2 separate regions of the Homo sapiens genome follow, and region 1 is linked to region 2. Evidence: chromatin loops called from intact Hi-C (ENCODE). Cell type or tissue: dorsolateral prefrontal cortex. All regions are shown on one strand. Links, peaks and the distances in the headings refer to the core of each region. The heading gives the core; the rest is flanking DNA. Region 1 overlaps TAFA5 (TAFA chemokine like family member 5). Region 2 overlaps TAFA5 (TAFA chemokine like family member 5).

What was found. A loop is a pair of places that touch in the nucleus more often than their neighbours do. Peaks named below come from ENCODE experiments on the same cell type or tissue, not always from the same donor. Only the 100,000 strongest peaks of a DNase experiment are listed, where the experiment ranks them.
Region 1: a loop joins it to region 2, with 4 times the contacts of the local background. A loop is called at or near these places in 1 of 110 quality-filtered maps.

The regions. Positions count from the first base shown.
Region 1 is chr22:48,548,190-48,556,511 of GRCh38, forward strand. All of the region lies in intron 1 of TAFA5 (TAFA chemokine like family member 5), which reads left to right. Among named protein-coding and RNA genes, the nearest start is that of TAFA5, 63 kb to the left of the region's middle. RefSeq lists an enhancer at 1-377. In dorsolateral prefrontal cortex, for the core only: no CTCF peak of the experiment used is centred there; no DNase peak of the experiment used is centred there.
Region 2 is chr22:48,496,537-48,504,858 of GRCh38, forward strand. All of the region lies in intron 1 of TAFA5 (TAFA chemokine like family member 5), which reads left to right. Among named protein-coding and RNA genes, the nearest start is that of TAFA5, 11 kb to the left of the region's middle. RefSeq lists enhancers at 293-1,152, 2,719-3,632. In dorsolateral prefrontal cortex, for the core only: no CTCF peak of the experiment used is centred there; a DNase peak (open chromatin) is centred at 4,140; H3K27ac peaks cover 1,127 bases.

The sequences.
Region 1 (8,322 bases), core at 221-8,220, 52 kb after region 2:
CTGCACACATGTGGGTGTTGACACCCATTAGGATTGCTCTTTCTCTTAAGTGAGTGTAGCGAGGAGGATGGCTGGAAATGCCATGTGCAGCTGCAGTCCCGAAGCTGCCCGCCTCTCTGGGTCATCATCTCCCTGCCCTCCTGCTCCCTCGCCCCGCCGACTGTGGAGATGACTCGTCCTGCCATGCCTTTTAGCATGAGCTTGTGTTTCCAACCAGTATATATTTTTTGAGATTGGGTGCCTGTCTCTGGAACAAACCAGAAACTCGGGCCTCACAGTGCTGTTCGGGACCCTGGGTCAGCAGTGGTGGCTTTGACCGTGGGTCTGTGGGTCAGCTACAGTGGGGTCAGACTGGACCCCAGGCTCCAGGCTCTGGGGCAGGGGAGTGGACTGGGGGAGCTTTGCTGCTCTCGGCAGGCTGGGCTCCAGGTGGTGGGTTGGGTTCAGGGCTGCATTTCACAGGGGCAGGCCCAGCCTCAGAACCACATCACTGCCAGCCCCTCCAGGTCATGAAAATCCCACTGGCTAAAGCAGGCCACATGGCCAAGCGCAGCATCAGCGCAGGTGAGAGCGTGCATGAGAGTTTTCCCAACAGTCGCCTAACAACCGAAGTCTCTTATCTCCTGGCCCCTTTAATCCAGTTCCCTATACTACCTGGCATACAGCAGGTGCTTATTAAATGCTTGGCCCACTGCTGGACTAAAGTCATTTGGTTTCACTGAACTCATTGTCTTTTTGGGAATTATATCACAAGAAGCCTTCACACCCATGCTGGAAGAGCCTTTTGGCCAAAGAGAAGTTCTTTATAGCGATCAGATTGACCTAAAGAAGAGTTTTCCCACATAAAATGTGAATTCATTGGCATGAAATGACACAGTTTCATCATACATTGTCTCCTGAGTAGAAATAGGAAGAGTAAACACATACCACACCTTTCTCAAAGGGAATGAGCCTCGCTTCCAGCCAAAGGCAGGATTCATGATCCCATTTCTCTGCCTTGATTCTCTTTAGACAGTCACCAAAAAATTAATTGCCAAGTAGTCTGCAGTGTGTAGACACAGAGGGCTTCCAGCCCAGGCCTGATGTTGATACCTGCTCATCAGCGTGTTTGAATTACCTGGACCATCAATAAATGCCCGGAACAATATGAGCTTCAGGGACATGGAATCCATTCGCCACCAGGCAGCTGGTGGTCAGCACTGAGCAGGGAGATGGGTGGCTAGTACTGGATCCGTGCTCTTCTGAACTTTGGTGCAGCAAATGATTCTGCATGCATTCCAGAAAGTGGCCCTAATTTGAATTTAAATCTTATTCATGGTATTCATGTGGTGGCATTTGGAGAAGGGGACACCATGACAATACCAAGCAGGATGCAGGGACTCAGCAAAAGCAGGCGCAGGTGCCTCCCAAGGGACCACCTGCTCCTGTAAAACTGCAGTGGTCCTGCCTATCCTGCTTTTGGAGATGACTGCCCCTGATGGTGTGGCAGGGCCAGGGCCAGGCTTTGGGCTTCAGGACCAGGCAGTGCCGGGTTGGGCTTCATCTTCCACACCAACTGCTGTGTGGCCTGGAGTGGTTGTCAGAGCTGTGGCAACTGTGCACATTGAGGACAAGCACGGGCCCCTGCCCAGGTCTGAGGACTAAGTTCGGAGATGGATGAACAGGCAAAGTCCCCCGCTAGCAGTGCCAGACGCCCTCGGGAATTGGACTTGTGGTCCTGGGTGTTCATTGCCAGCTTGCTCTGCACCAGGCGAGGTCCGAATGATTTCCTTGCAATGATGCACTCATCCCTGAGGCCACCCTGTCAGGTACTGTCACATCCCTCTCCTTCTCAAAGAGAAACCGAGTCACAGAGTGTTTCAGTAACTGAGAACATTAAGTGACTCGTATGTGGCAAAGCTGGCCTGTATCAGAAGCTGGGAACTTTGGGGTATGCTGGGCATGGGTGTAGCAGCCTGTGTGTGTCCACCCGAGGTGGCCCTGCCCTGTTTCCACACACAGCCTACCTAGAGCTAGAGAAGGCTCCAGGAGTTGAGTGCTTGGCTCCAGGGCCTGGGCAGATGGCGCATCTGGCCGGGATAAGGTGTAGGCCTGGGAGAACAGGGTCAGTGCAGGCCACAGGTGAGGCCAGATGCAGACAGGAGCGCCATGAGAGGGCAAGGGCTTCCAGGCTGGCACATGGGCCTCTCATGCACCTTTCCCACAGACTGGTCGGAGGTGCCCAGCAGGACCCTGGATGGCTCTCTGGGAGTAAGCTAAGAGGTCACATCTGGATGGAACCAGATGTGAGGGCTTTGACCCCCACGGAGCCAGGTGCCCCTGGGAAATGCCGGCATTGTGTGAAGGAGTGTCTTGTATCAAAGCAGATATGCCCTGCCCCCTACCCTCATCCCACGGTTCCTAGCAGGTTCCATCGCCTTCCGCACTTGATGCTGCTGGATCCTCCCAAGGTCCCTTTGCAGGTTGGAACCTGCGGCTCCAAGGTGAGGTGGCTTGCCTGGGACCACACAGTGGTTGGGTGTGGAGTCCGGACAAGGTACATCCTGATCCAGGGCCCCCTACTCTGATCCACGGGTGTCTGGGCTCCAGAAAGCTTTCTCTGACCTTCTTGTTCTCGGGAAAGAGCGGTGCCTCCAGGATTCAGGCCTGAGTCGTGCCCGGGACCATGTGGATCCCTTTCGTTCCTGTGTCACCTGGGGGTGAGGCAGACATTCCTAGTCCTGCTTGGGGCATCGTAAGATGGGCTGCTGTGGTGTCCCCTCCCCACCAGGGCTGCTCTGAGGGCCCTGGTCCTGATTTGGACATCATAAGATGGGCTGCTGTGGTGTCCCCTCTCCCCCAGGGCTGCTCTGAGGGCACCCCTGGGGAACATCATGCAAAGTCCTCCGTGCCCCTCTGGGGCACGGGGTGAGGTCCCTCCCTGTGGTGTCTCAGTGAGCAGGAGGCAGGCACAGCATGAATGTGGCCTCTGACAGCACAGCCATGCTGAAGACCCCTCAGCCTGGGCTCCCAGGGCCCCTGACCCTGACCTGGACAAGGCTGGGCCTGCAGCACCCTGGAAGGCAGGGAGCCCCCCAGGTCAGTGCGTCTGAGCTCGGGGAGGAAAACACCAGCCGAGGGCTGGGCGGCTCGGCTCTGACCCAGACGCCTGGCATAGTCTTGGCAGGTGCCAGCCCCGTCTAGCCCCAGTGTCAACAGCAGACCCGTATCCTCTCCTCTCACCTCCTGGGCAAGGCCACTGTCCATGAAAAGCTTGCAAGAACTGGAGGAGCTGCATGAGCAGGATGGGACCAGGTGATGGCGGCTCGCTGGTTTTCCAGGCACACACTAAGGGGCCCAGCCCATCAAGAATTCCGCTCCAGAACTCCTTGATATTTGGCTTAAAGTTCAGCTCTAAATATAGACCTGTTGGGGTCTGTCGCAAGTGTTTTCTTGAGGGGCCTGTGACGATGTGCATGGGGTCCTAAGGGGGGCAGGGTTCTGGCACCCACCCTTCTCGTGGTCTGCAGCAGTGATGGAAGCAGGTGCAGGAGGGGAGACGGGGGCTAAGGAAACTCTGTGACAAGTGCTGCCTTCTCTCGCCTCCCCAAAGACCCTTCTCCAGGAGAGCCGCACCTCTGCCCCGCCCGCTCCCCTGGCTGGCCCAGGACCCACCTGCTGCCCCGCGCTTTCCCATGGCAAGTGTGGGTGTGGCCGCTGTTGGTAACAGAGGTGTGAGATCAAATGAATAGCCTCTGAGCCCCTGGTGGGAGTTGGGAGCCCTGTGGAAAACTGATTGAGAGCACGGGCTCCTGCGGGAAGGCAGTGCTGGCCCCACGCCCTGCGATGGCCGTTCAGCTCTGACTGTCCTCCCGGCAGGAAGCGTCCTCCAGTGCTCCCTCTGCTGTGCTCTGTCACTGTGGCTGTGTGGCTGCAGCCTGTGCACTGTGAGCCCTCCTTGTGTGGGCTCCCGGGGACCACCAGAGAGCCCCTCCCAAGGAGTCACCAGTCACAGCGGACCTCACATGGCTCTTCTGCTGTGGAGAAGGGTCCACACTTGCCTCCTGTGGGCCAGCTGCCTTTGCTTGCTGGTGTCCTGGTGCCTGGCTGCTGTCACCCAGGAGTTGGGCTCTGGGCAGGGAGGAGGGCTTCCTGGAGGCAGTGGCAGAAGTCTGATGGGCTGAAGCCCTCAGGAAACCTTCTCAGGGGGTCCCGTTTAGGAAACAAATCCCTCTGCTGATGTAGCTGCTGGCTGACTCTGTCAGCGCTGCCTGCTGTGGGAAGCCCTTATGAGCGTGTACATCCTCTCTCGGGGTCCTGCAGGCCACGAGGTGGGCAGCCTGCTCTCCTTGGGTCAGGACATGGAGACTTCACAGCCCGGCGGAACCCACGCCCATGCCCAGCTCTGCCTAAATGGATCGATCATCTAGAACCCCCGTCGCAGGGCTCGGAGTTGCGGGCAGGGTGGGAGACCCCTTCCAGAGGGGCCCCTGTAGATTAGCTCAGCTTACTTGATTCATTGATTTTGTCAAGGGTCCGTTTATCATACTGACAACTGGAAAAACCTTAAATAAACATTTATCATCCTCCGAGGGGCCCGGCCAGGCTCCCAGGGAAGAGGAGGGGCAGCTGGGATTGCACCTATATGGGGCTTCCAGGGCTCACCCCGAGGGAGGAGGCCCAGAGCCAGCCCTGGGTGCTGAGCCCCTGGTTTCCCACTGTTGTGACGGCCCTGTCTGCATTCCCTGCAGAATACCCCAGAGACTCAGACCTGGGGCTGATCTGAGGGGGGCTCGTCCCCAACCACCTGGTCACAGGCAGAGATTGGTCTGCCTACTGCTCATTCATTCATGCATCTTTCACCCCGAGAGCCCACCCCTCATCTCCCACCACCACACCCAGCACGGGCTCAGCTCAGACCCTGCTGTTGCCTTCCTCTGGAAGCTTCCTCTCTAGACATCCTCCTGACTTGTGTGATCCCAGCTTCCCTCAGATGCCCAAATGCCGCCTCGTCAGGGGAGCCCTCCTGGACCACCTTGACTCCACAGGCCCCCCGCTCTGTGCCCCTCCTGCCTGGCTCACTATGTCTCCGTGGAGGCCCCCATGCCCTGGCTCTGTGCGATGGACAGTGGTTCCTGTGCCCTCCATGTGCCCCCACAGACACGGGTCGGTCTCAGCTCTGTTCCTGGCTGCATGCCCAGTACCCTGACCAAGGACAGATTGCCCGGAGGCGCCCGGGCCAGAGGGAATAGGATGGAGGGAGGGAAGCAGGATGCAGGCTTCCCTGGCCGCATGCACTGGACACCCAGGAGGAGGATGGGGTCATGGGGAGACCTGCACCAGGGACAGGATGGTGGGAGAGGGTGAGGAGGCGTCCCAGGGATGAGTCCTGGGGCAGGGCTGGGAGGGGACAGATCACCAGGCACCACTGTCCTTGACTCTGTCCCCCACCCGGGGCCCAGACAGTGTTCTGGAAGGTTCCTACAGTGTCTCTGAGCATACCTCCATGCCTGCCGTGGTGCAGGCCCGTCTGCCTCCCACGGCTCTCTCTCCGGGCTGGTGGTGCCCTCCCTGTCTGCCTGACCTGGGGTGCAGCCCTGGCATGCCCGGTCCTCGTCTGTTCAGCCTGTGGCCTCTTTTTGCTGGGAGGGCTTGTCAAGGCCCCTGGAATCCAACCGAGAACTTGACAGTGGAGGCTGTTTGATGCTCATTAGGTGATCACCGTCCACCTGCCCAGCTCTTGGCCTCCGTCCTGGCCAAGCGTGGACACTGTGCTTGTCCAGGCCACTGAATGGGAGCATCAAAGAAGATACGGAAATTCCCCCAAAGCGACAAATGAGGTACAAACCACAGGCTTCCTTTTTATCCTGCTCCCGCTTCCAGAACCCAGGTCCTCGGGCGGCCGCTCAGAAGAGCTCAGCTCCCGCCTGGGCTCAGGGAAGAGATGAGGCTGTGGAGAGCCTTTGAAGGATCGGGAGGAAGAGGCTGGAGACTTTCTGAAAGGGCTCCCGGCAAAAATGTCCCCAGGGAAATGCTCCCGGGTGTCTGGGCTTCGACTTTGAAGGTGCAGAAGTTTGACGGGCTAGTTTAGGCCGTCATTTTTTTTCCATTAATAAAAATTAGGATAGGAAGGAAATTATCATAATCCAACATTGACAATGAAGCTTTCCCATTTACTTCTCTTTCTGTAAGGGTTTTTTAAAAATCAAAATGATTTACGATTAATACAGTGCATATTAAAACTTTTAACCTGGTACCTTCATAAAGTAAAAAAATGTTCCCAACATATTACATTTTTAATCACATGAGTTAATTACTCTTTAGGGAGGCTTTGGAAATTCTGGAAAGGAGGGTATTATGGATTTCAAAGAATGAGACTGAAACTGTCATTTTAATGAGAATGCAAATGAGATTGCTGAGGTTCAGCGGAGGTCACAGCAGCTTCATCATCAGGTTATTACAGCCATTTATTGCCAGTAACAAATGAATATTAAAAGCTATTGTTTTAACAGATTAGACCTCCAAATTATTATTATTTCAAAATTTCCTGGGTGTCTGGAATATAATTTAAAAATTATGAAATGCTAAGATTCTCTGCAGACCTATAATCCTCTCAAGAGCCTGCTGGTTTTTACAAAGATGTGGGTCTCTCTTTCCCCGAGTGTCAGAGCTTGCAGGAGTGTCTCTGCAGAGACAGTGGGACACTCATGGTCAGGTGCTTCCTCTCCCCATAGTGGTCCTGAGAGGGGGTCCTACGAGCCTCTTCAAGCTGTGTCCTCGGGAGTCCCTGGGCGGGGGCCCAGGGTGGCAATGTAGCCCCTGAGGCTGGGGCTCTGAGATCTCCGATGGTGGAGACAAGAGAAGGCTGTTCCAGTGGCTGTCATGGCAGCAGGAGGTCAGACGACTCCCACTGCAGGGCCACCCAGTCCTGGACACCTGTCCCTGCCCCACCCACCACTGTCTCTTAGCAAACAGCCCAGGGCCTGGCACACAGGGGCTCCGTGGATGCCGAGTGAAGGGAGGGAGGATGGATGAATGAATGAAGGAATGAATGGATACTGGCTGGTGGCATGGGGCTGGCGGTGGGCTCAGCGCTCTTCCTAAGCGGCACGACCGGCTTCCCAGGTGCCTGGGCATTCTCCTCCCTCCTCCCTTTCGCTCTCAGAGCAATCCCCTGTCTCACCAGCAGAGCAAGCGGAGCTCAGCCCTGGTGCTCAGACCGTGTCCTGCGAGGGATTTCCGGGGAGGGCGGCTGCTCCCTGATGGAGGACGTGGGCTCCCAGCTCATTCCTGTGGCTTTTCCTGACTCTCACTCTGACAACGTAGGTCTCCAAGCGTGTCTGTGTCTTCAGAAGTGCGGATCTTTATGGGAAGAGGGAGAGAGGGAGACAAGGCAAAAACAACAACAAAAATCCGCAAACCCACTGAACACTGAGAAGCTGCTGGAAGTGGCCTGGGGTGCACCCCCCACGCCACGGGCACCCCGTGGTCTGTGGCCTCCTGCAGCCAGGTGACCCCGTCATCAGCAAGGCCCAGGGAAGAGGGGACCTTGTCCGATCCCCTGAGACAGGAGCCCAGGAAGCTGGTCCAGGAGACCTACCCGAGGGCATCGGGCAAGATACGGGGGTGGGGATGGGGGCGCTGTGGCCGCTGGCTGGAGGCTGCCAAGCCATCTCTCAAGGAACAGCTGCTTCAAGTACACAGACCTGGGAGGGGCTGGGCCTGGCCTTGGGTGGTGCTTGTGAGGGGTGGAGGCCCTGCCACCTGCTCCCCTGCCCCAGCCAGGGCCCTCTTCTTGTTCTAGCTCCCTCCCTGGAGGTGTCCTGTCCTGTGGGCAGAGTCTTCTGATGACTTTGGGATTCATGGACCAGGCTAAGACCCTAAACGCTGAACCCCACTCCGGGAGGGGGATAGTAGGGATTGGTGGTCTCATCAAACTCCTGGGCCACTGATGGGAGGTGATGTCACCCGAGACCAATGGCACAGAGGGCATCACAGGCAGAGGAGAAGAATTTGTCCTGGGGAGGCTCCCAGGGGACTGTGAGAAGAGGCGGGTCCCTCACAGCAAGTGCTCACTGGCCCTGCATCCCCAGAGCCCCCTGTGGTCAGCCCCTCCTGCAGAGCAGCCCCTCTGGGGTTTGCCAAGCTCCGGGGACCTAGTGAGGTTGTGGCTGCATCTCCATCCTGCGCACCACAGGGAGAAGCAATTAAATGTAATAGATGCAGAGGCTCCCGGAATTACATTATTTAGGAGCTGCAGCTTACACACATATGCACGCGTGCTAAGCTGCACATAATTAATAGATTTATTTAAATCAGCCTCTGCCATCTGTATTCATCTGG
Region 2 (8,322 bases), core at 74-8,073:
GCCAGGGGAGTCAGGGACGCCTGACCAGCTGTGGGGGACAGAGGAGGGCCCACTTGTGGTAGGCGATGTCTTCTGACGTCACCCACTCCACCCAGAGCTGGGCACAGAGGGGTCTGGCTCTACCTCTGCTGGGACTGCCTGCTCGTTTAGGGCGCTGTGTGGTCCTGGTTTGCAGGTGCACCGCAGGGAGAGTTGTGAAGGGCAGGCGGGGTGGTCCAGCCATCAGGGGCCCTGGTTTCCTGGGGGTTAACGGCGTAGGCTGTGCCACCTAAAGGCACATGCAGGAATCTGTCGCCCACAGCATCTTCATGCTTGGTTCAGGATCTCTGAATGAATATAGGAAAGAAAATACAGAGAAAGCAATACCACTAACACAGTAACAGGCTGCTGTGCTTGCATTTCACCTTCCAGAAAGAGGCTTGGCGCCCCCTCACCTCCCAGCCACCAGGGGAGGAGCTGCTGGACTGGAGGCCCCCTCCTTATGGGGAGCGGTGGGGCTGGTCCCGCACAGGGACTGCAGGCCTGCCTGCCTGACTCCAGGTCTGGGCTTCCTCCCGGTGCCAGCTCCACTCCCCACGGGCTCGGGGCTCCCCAGCAGTGGCCCATCCATGGAAATCAGCCCTGCCAGGGACCATGGCCCCGTTCCGCCCCCGCCTGCGGTGTTCCAGGCCGCGCCTCCCTCCTTCCCGTATGGGCGGACCTTGCCCTGGGTGGAGGGAGGACGCAGGGAGGAGAAGCCGGGGCCTGCGGTCCCACGGGGCCCGGCAGGGTTCTTCCATCTTCAGGGATGCTCCGCAGCCTCGCTGCTGGTTTCTGGGCCAGCCCCTTGCCCCTGTTTCTGCACTCGTAGAACAGCTCTAGAAAAGACGGCATTTCCGCCTCAGCGCAGCCAAGAAGCTTGAAAGACAAGACTGGAGTGTCCAGTGGCCAGGGGTCATCAGTCTGGGTTTAGGCCTGGGGGCGGGGCTGAGGCCTGGGGGCGGGGCTGAGGGTCAGAGGAGTAGCTGGAATCCTGGGGGCGGGGCTGAGGCCTGGGGGCGGGGCTGAGGGTCAGAGGAGTAGCTGGAATCCTGGGGGCGGGGCTGGAGGCCTGGGGGCGGGGCTGAGGGTCAGAGGAGTAGCTGGAATCCTGGGGGCGGGGCTGAGGCCTGGGGGCGGGGCTGAGGGTCAGAGGAGTAGCTGGAATCCTGGGGGCGGGGCTGGAGGCCTGGGGGCGGGGCTGAGGGTCAGAGGAGTAGCTGGAATCCTGGGGGCGGGGCTGAGGCCTGGGGGCGGGGCTGAGGGTCAGAGGAGTAGCTGGAATCCTGGGGGCGGGGCTGGAGGCCTGGGGGCGGGGCTGAGGGCAGGGGCAGGTTTGGAGGCCTGGAGGCGGGGCTGAAGGGTGGGGTGGGGCCCACCTGGAGGCGGGGCTGAAGAGTGGGGTGGGGCCCACCTGGAGGCGGGGCTGAAGAGTGGGGTGGGGCCCACCTGGAGGCGGGGCTGAAGAGTGGGCTGAGGGTAGGAGAGGCTGCAAGCCTAGGGGTGGGGCTGCAAGCCTGGGGGCGGGGCTGAAGGGGCAGGGCTGGGGGCCTGAAGGCGGGGCTGAAGAGTGGGGTGGGGCCCACCTGGAGGCGGGGCTGAAGAGTGGGCTGAGGGTAGGAGAGGCTGCAAGCCTAGGGGTGGGGCTGCAAGCCTGGGGGCGGGGCTGAAGGGGCAGGGCTGGGGGCCTGAAGGCGGGGCTGAAGAGTGGGGTGGGGCCCACCTGGAGGCGGGGCTGAAGAGTGGGCTGAGGGTAGGAGTGGCTGCAAGCCTAGGGGTGGGGCTGAAGAGGCAGGGGCTGGAGGGCTGCTGTCCTCTTGCAAACTAAGTCTCCTGGATTCCAAAGATATCTTTGGTTCTAACAGTTTGATTAATAATAATAATATGTGGAATACCTGGGAAGAGCTCAGAATTGGTAGGTATATTTAGTAGGACTTTTCTCGTTGCTAGAGTGGAAAACTCAAACCCTCCTTTTGGCCTCTTTTTCTGGACTTCTGCAGTGACAGCTCCCCAATCTTTGTTCTCGTTAAAGTTGCACTTGTTCCAATTTCTCCCAGTTCAGGGTTTCTCAGGGCAGCACTGGGGTCATTTAGAGCTGGGCCATGCTCTGTGGCAGGGGTCTGCCTGTACATGGCGGGGCTTTGCGAGCACCCCGGCCACCCCCCACTTGATGCCAGGGGCCCCTCCTCCCAGTTGTGACAACCAAAGATGTCTCTGGACCTTGCCGCCTGACCCTGGGACAATCAGCCCACTGGAAGCCCTGCTCTAGCGCACCTATACCTTGTCTGTGGCCCCAGCAAGCACACTTGTGCTGGTATTTCCTGGTGTGGACTCAATACCAGCAGGGTGGCAATCTTACAGTTTCTGGGTTTCTCCACTTCTGCAGCTGGACGGGCCAGCGTGGGGGTCTGAGGAAGTTCAGCCCAAGTCCCCGTCCCGTGCGTGTCCCTTGCCTCCCGTGACTGTTTCTCTGTGCAGAGACAGCTCCTGCAGGCTCAGTGCAGCCCCTCCCAGACCGGCGGAGCTGCTGGAAAGGCTGTCTGCCGGGAGGGAGGTGTCTCTGCACGTTTCCACACACTTCTGTTTCCAGAGCTTGGAATCAGCGCAGGGTTCACCAGTTGCTTGCAATCTCTTCTCTGTCTTAATTTCTCCGCATTTCACATGTAACCGTGCTGCCGATGGTGATGAAGCCATTTAGAGGCAATCAAACACTCCCGCACCGACGGCGGCGCCCATCAGCCTTTCCCCTCATCTTCCTGCTTGTTTCATTACGCCTGCCTTTCCAGGAGGTGGCTGAGTCCCCAAGTGTGATTTTTGGAGATTTCTGTGGTGTCTACAGCCCGCATTTCCTAAGTGGATTTCTCCCCAGGAAGTTCTGCTCTGCTGGTGGGACCCTTGGTTGCCTAGAGTTTGCTTTATGTCCATCTCTGCGCCTCCCCCAGCCTAGCACCGACGTGCCCTTCTGTTCTAGCCGGCTCCCCTGACTCTGGTCCCTGGTTCCTGGTCCCTGGCTGAGCTCAGGCTCAGTAGGGCCCTCCGCAGGGGGGTGGCGCCGGGGTCAGCCGGCCTGTGCTGGTAGAACACTCAGCTCCACTCTACACTGGATGCTGCCTCCAGGCAGGCTATTCTCATCCTGTGGGCAGCCTCCTGCCTGGGGCGACCTCTGCCACCCCCAACCTTTGTTGCTGAGTCAGGACTTTCCTGTTTCCAGGGCCGTCTTCCTCCCCTCTTTTTAGGGCAAGGCGGACCTTCCCTCCCGGGTCCCCTTGTCGTGCATGTGGTGGGCTGGGGCGTGGAGTGTGCTTCTGTTATGTGGTGCAAATGTGCGTTCCGGGGTGTTAGACAGCACTCCCAACACACACACACCCGTGAGTCTGCCTGCAGCTCCAGATCTGGTCAGCTGGAACCGCACCTCCCTTTGTATCCTCAGACTCCATGTGTCTTAAACCAAAGCCACCTTCTGTTCCCTTCAAATTCAGCAATTCTCAGAGACCCCTTTGCTTGGTAAGATGAGGGGAGGTTAAGGCTTTTCCTCTTTGGGCCTCAGTTTTCCAGCCCGAAATTGATGGTGCTCATTGTCTTCCAGACCCTCAATTTTAGGATGATAAAAACGGAGGTGACGCGGCAGGGTTGTACAGTTCTGTATCAGCGATCCCAGCCTCAGACTCCAAGGCCCCATAATGCAGATGGCAGGCTCGTCTGGGCCCTGACCCCACTCCCCTGTCCCTGACCAACAACAGCTTAAAGTGATGCTTGTTTGCTTTTGGCTTCAGCTTCACGGGCTAAGGGACTGATGGGATTTTGCTTGTAATTCACACAATGAAGTTGAAACATTGCTCGACAAACACCTCTAGTGTGTTTTCAAATAGGGGACGGGTCACTTGGGCCACTGTGGAGCAAAGTGAGCTTGCACAGACGGGTGACCAGGTGTCCCTGAGCACACAGTGCGTGCCGGCCTCCTTGGGTAGAGCAGCCCCGATGCTGCTGAGGAGGAAGGGGGTGTGGAAGGCGCCGGGCCCGCAGGCGGGCTGTGCTGTCCGCCTCTTCTCGGCTGAGCTGGAGAGTAAACCCTGTGAAACACGCATACTTAGCAGGCCTGACTTGCGCTTCCCGTGACGACGTGGCTAATTGGGAAGTGAGTCACCAGTATCTAGCTCGTAGTAGCACTGGGGGACTGGCTGACATCGCACTGTGTCCCAGAACCCAGCCTGCCGTCGCCGCCTCGGGTTCCTGGATGCACACAGACAGGGCTGGGGGACTCAGGAGGTGGGGATGGGCCTGGCCCTGCTCGGGTAGGGCTGGTGCTTGGTATGTGTGCTGTTTGCCATGGAAGAAGCTAACGGGAGGAGCTGGGGCATGCTTGGGGTCCTGTCAGGGACGCATCTTTGAAGGTCAGCCTCAAGGTCATCTCCCGCTGACTGCCCAAGGCCCCTTCCATGGGCATGGCCACTGTGTCCCTGTCACCTCCAAACTGGTCAACCAGGCCTTCCCAGGGCTTCTGGCCCTGCCTTCCTTGTCACCCCCACCCTTCCCCCGCCACCAGACATTCTGAGCCACTGCCTTTCTCGGGCTGTGAGTGGCTTTGCCTCCACCGTGGTGAGCCCCTCCCTCCGCGCTGCCACAAGACTGGCTCGTGCTCCAAAGCCTTGAGGAGCTGTGGCCTGAATGCATGGATTGATTGGAGTGAGGCCTTCTCTCCCGGGCACCGGGCACCTTGAGTCAGCCCCCGAGGCCTTCAGTGTGCCCAGGCCTGACTCCCCAACCTGCTCTGAGCAAACCTAAGGCCCGTTGGCCTTTTGGTTTTTGGTGCATTTTCCCGCCCTCGCGTCTGGGCGTTCTGTCCTGGAGACAGGCTCCAGCACCCGGGCGGTGTGCTGCAGAGGCTGGCGGCGTGAACTCGGGTGACGGCCTCTGCTTCCCTCCTGGACGCCTTCCTGGTCCTGGCCCATCTCTCCAAGGGAAGGGGCAGTCGGGGGTGCCTGGGGAGAGGTAGTCGGGGGTGCCCGGGGAGAGATAGAGGAGGGATGAGGACACAGGTGGGAAGGGCTCGGAAGGCTGAGTTCTGCTGACCTCCCAGGCCTCACGGGCCCCAGGGAATCTGATGGGATGCAGTAATGGGAACTGGGACTGAGACACAGCCCAGGAGTGTACCAGCATCTCCTTTCCTGTCCCCTGGAGGCCCCAGGGGTGTGGCGGAGTGAGGGCTGAGCCAGGCCGCTGAGTGTGGCCGCTCTTCTCAGCCCCTCTCTGTGCCCCGGAGGGTGCATCTGTCCCCACTACACCCAGACCCACTAGCACCCAGGCTTACTGACGTCCCCAGAATGGTCTTCTGAAACAGCAGGCAGAATGGAGGAGTTGCAGAGATGGGGTGTGCGGTCACTTCAGGGCACCCCATCCATTCCGCCCCATGCCGCCTGCCTGGTCTTCAGGTTTTGAACTTAAAGCTGGAGGGGCCGGTGAATACTGTCTGTGTGGGTTCTCCCAATGTCATTGCTGCCAGCCTGTGGCCCACCCGCTGTCTCTACCATGACGGTTTTCACCTGATGTTTTAGAAAAATAGATACCAGTTTTATGACAATGAACATCTCAGAATTTACTTATTTCTTTTTAAAAATCCATTGGATAACAAGAAGACTGAGGAGTCTGCCTGTCCTGGTTGACCTGCAAACAAATCTGCTTGGAGCTTTGTTGAGGCCGATGGTCTGAGATTAACATACAATGGGATTGGACTGGGAGAGAACCTAATTTGTTGTCATTTCAGTATCTCCTGTGTATTTGGTTTTATTACCTGTTGAGGCACATTGTTCTAAAGCATGCCTGGGGCCCGATGCCTTGGTGCTGCATTTCTGGGGGAGCTGGGAGTACTTTTGTCTTAGGCTTTTGCAGCAGTTACAGTGTTAATGGCTCCAAGACTTCTAATGTTTTGGACTCTGCTGCTCTGACTTGGGAGTGGCCTCTCTTTGGAATTTTTTTTTTTTTTTTTTTGAGATGGAGTCCGACTCTGTCTCCCAGCCTGGAGTGAAGTGGTGTGATCTCGGCTCACTGCAGCCTCCACCTCCCAGGTTCCAGTGATTCTCCTGCCTCAGCCTCCCGAGTAGCTGAGACTACAGGCGCCCGCCACCACACCTGGCTAATTTTTGTATTTTTAGAAGAGACGTGGTTTTGCCATGTTGGCCGGGCTGATTTCAAACTCCTGACCTCAGGTGATCCGCCCCCCTCGGTCTCCCAAAATGCTGAGATTACAGGCATGAGCCACCACCGCACCTGGCCAAGAGTGGCCTCTATTTCGAAAAGACACTTTTGCTGTGCTTTCAAATGGCTTCTCTTCTGTAGCATTCCATTCCCTGATAGCACATCCCAGAATGTAGCTAAATACCACCAACGGGTCATATAGGACTCATGTTCATTTATTGGTGCTAATTCATGCTTCTAGGCTCCTGCCCTGCAGAGGTGGAAGGATGTGGGTCCCAGATCCACGCGGGACCTTCCCATGCTCTTCCATGCAGTCATCTGTGAGTCTTGTTGGCTCATTTTCGGGGTTCTGTGGCTGTGTCGGGAGGCAGCGGGTGGCTCCTCTGAGCTGCCTGTGTGAGGAGGTCTGTCCCATTACCAGGGCTCTGCCATGTCTGTGAGCTGGAGAAGGCAGGGGCTTCCAGAGAGAAGAGTTCTTGCTGCCCCTGGGAAGGACCTCGGGAGCATGGGTGGGGTGTGTGCATTTGCTGAACACGTGAGTTGTGAAAAGTCTGGCTGGTGCCAGGTGCATGGGAAGCCACTGACTCGTGGGCCCCTGAGGGCAGATACCTTTGGCCTGGTGTCCCTCTTGCTTTACGCCAAGCACATTGTGGACGGGCCTTGCCAGAGCAGATGTGGACTCGTGAACTTGGGAAGGTTTCAGAACCCACAGCCTAGAGACGAGGGCTCCCCACATGGAGGAAAGAGCAAAACGCATCACCAAAAGTGCCAGGGACAGTGGAAGCCGGTAGCCAAAGGCTTCCCAGTCTGTCTCAGCACTTTCTCCTGTTTCCAGCCATGGGCTGCCATCCAGCTACAAACGGAATCTTCAAAAAGACTATGCTTTAATCAAAATTAGTGTTTCATTGATGAAAATAGACGTGCATTTGCTGAAGGTGGTCATTTTTTGATCTACTTTTGCTTCCATCATTTTGAGGTTCTCAGATGAAAAAGAAAGTGTTTTCGAACACGGGAGAAGCTCTAAAAGTCCCAAGTGCCATTGTCCCCATGGTGATGTTAGATGACACTCGCACCCCCATCAGCTCCTCAGACGTCAGGTGGCTTTTGTCTGTTACACTCTGGGAAGGAGCCCATCCCCACGACACACCAGCACCACAGGACCCCGAGTGTGTGGGGTGCCGAGCCAGCTCAGGATTGTCACCCAGGACCACACACTCACACTCAGGTGGGCTCCATAAGCCAGGCTGGGACCCTGCTCTCTGTATCATGCCTAACCCAGGTTCCACCCCAGAACTCAACACCCAGTTGCTCACTCTTCATTTCTGGTACCAGCGATCGAGTGGGCACTTCTGAGAGACAACAGAGTGAGATTTGGCTCCACCGAGCTTTAGGGGTGCGGGCTGGACTGGAGGCCATCCAGGTGACACTCCCTCGGCTGGCAGAGTGGGCCAGGCCACCTTATCTTGTGGCTCAGAGATAACCCAGGGTGGCGTCCTGGGGGTTTGTTCTCCCAGCACTTTATCTTAGGTGCATGTGTTTCCATGAGATTGGGATAATTCTGTTTAGCAAAGGTCCATTCTTAATCCAGCCGTGCTTAGGGAGCCCTCCCCATGGGGGCGCTGCCCTGCAGCAGAAAGACTTCCGGGGGCTGGGCAGGGGGGCAGCTGGTCTTGGAGAGGGAGTCCTCTGCTCTGGGTGGCTCACACCATCATTTGAAGGAGTCCAATGACATTCTTTTCCTCCTGGGCAGTTGGGCTGGTGAGGCCGTGAGTCCGGGCACCTTGCTGGGGGACGTTTCCCACATGCTGTCAGACTGGCTCAGCTTTATCATTTGGGGGGAAGGACACAGAGCTTCACAGACTCCTGGGGGTGTGCTGAGGCCTGGAGAGGGGGCTCCCTGTTTGGGGCTCACCTGCCCCACAGCCAGCTCTGGCAGGACATGCATGGAAGGCACAAGGCAGTGTTTGGCAGAAAATGAGTCAAGGTTGTTCTGGGAGCTTATCAGAGCAAGTGGCTTTTCCTAGTGTCCTGGGATGGCTCGCCGAATCCCAGAGACCCCTGCAGGCGATTGTGTTAGGATCCTTGCCAGCAGCAGCTGCCAGGGCAGGGTGG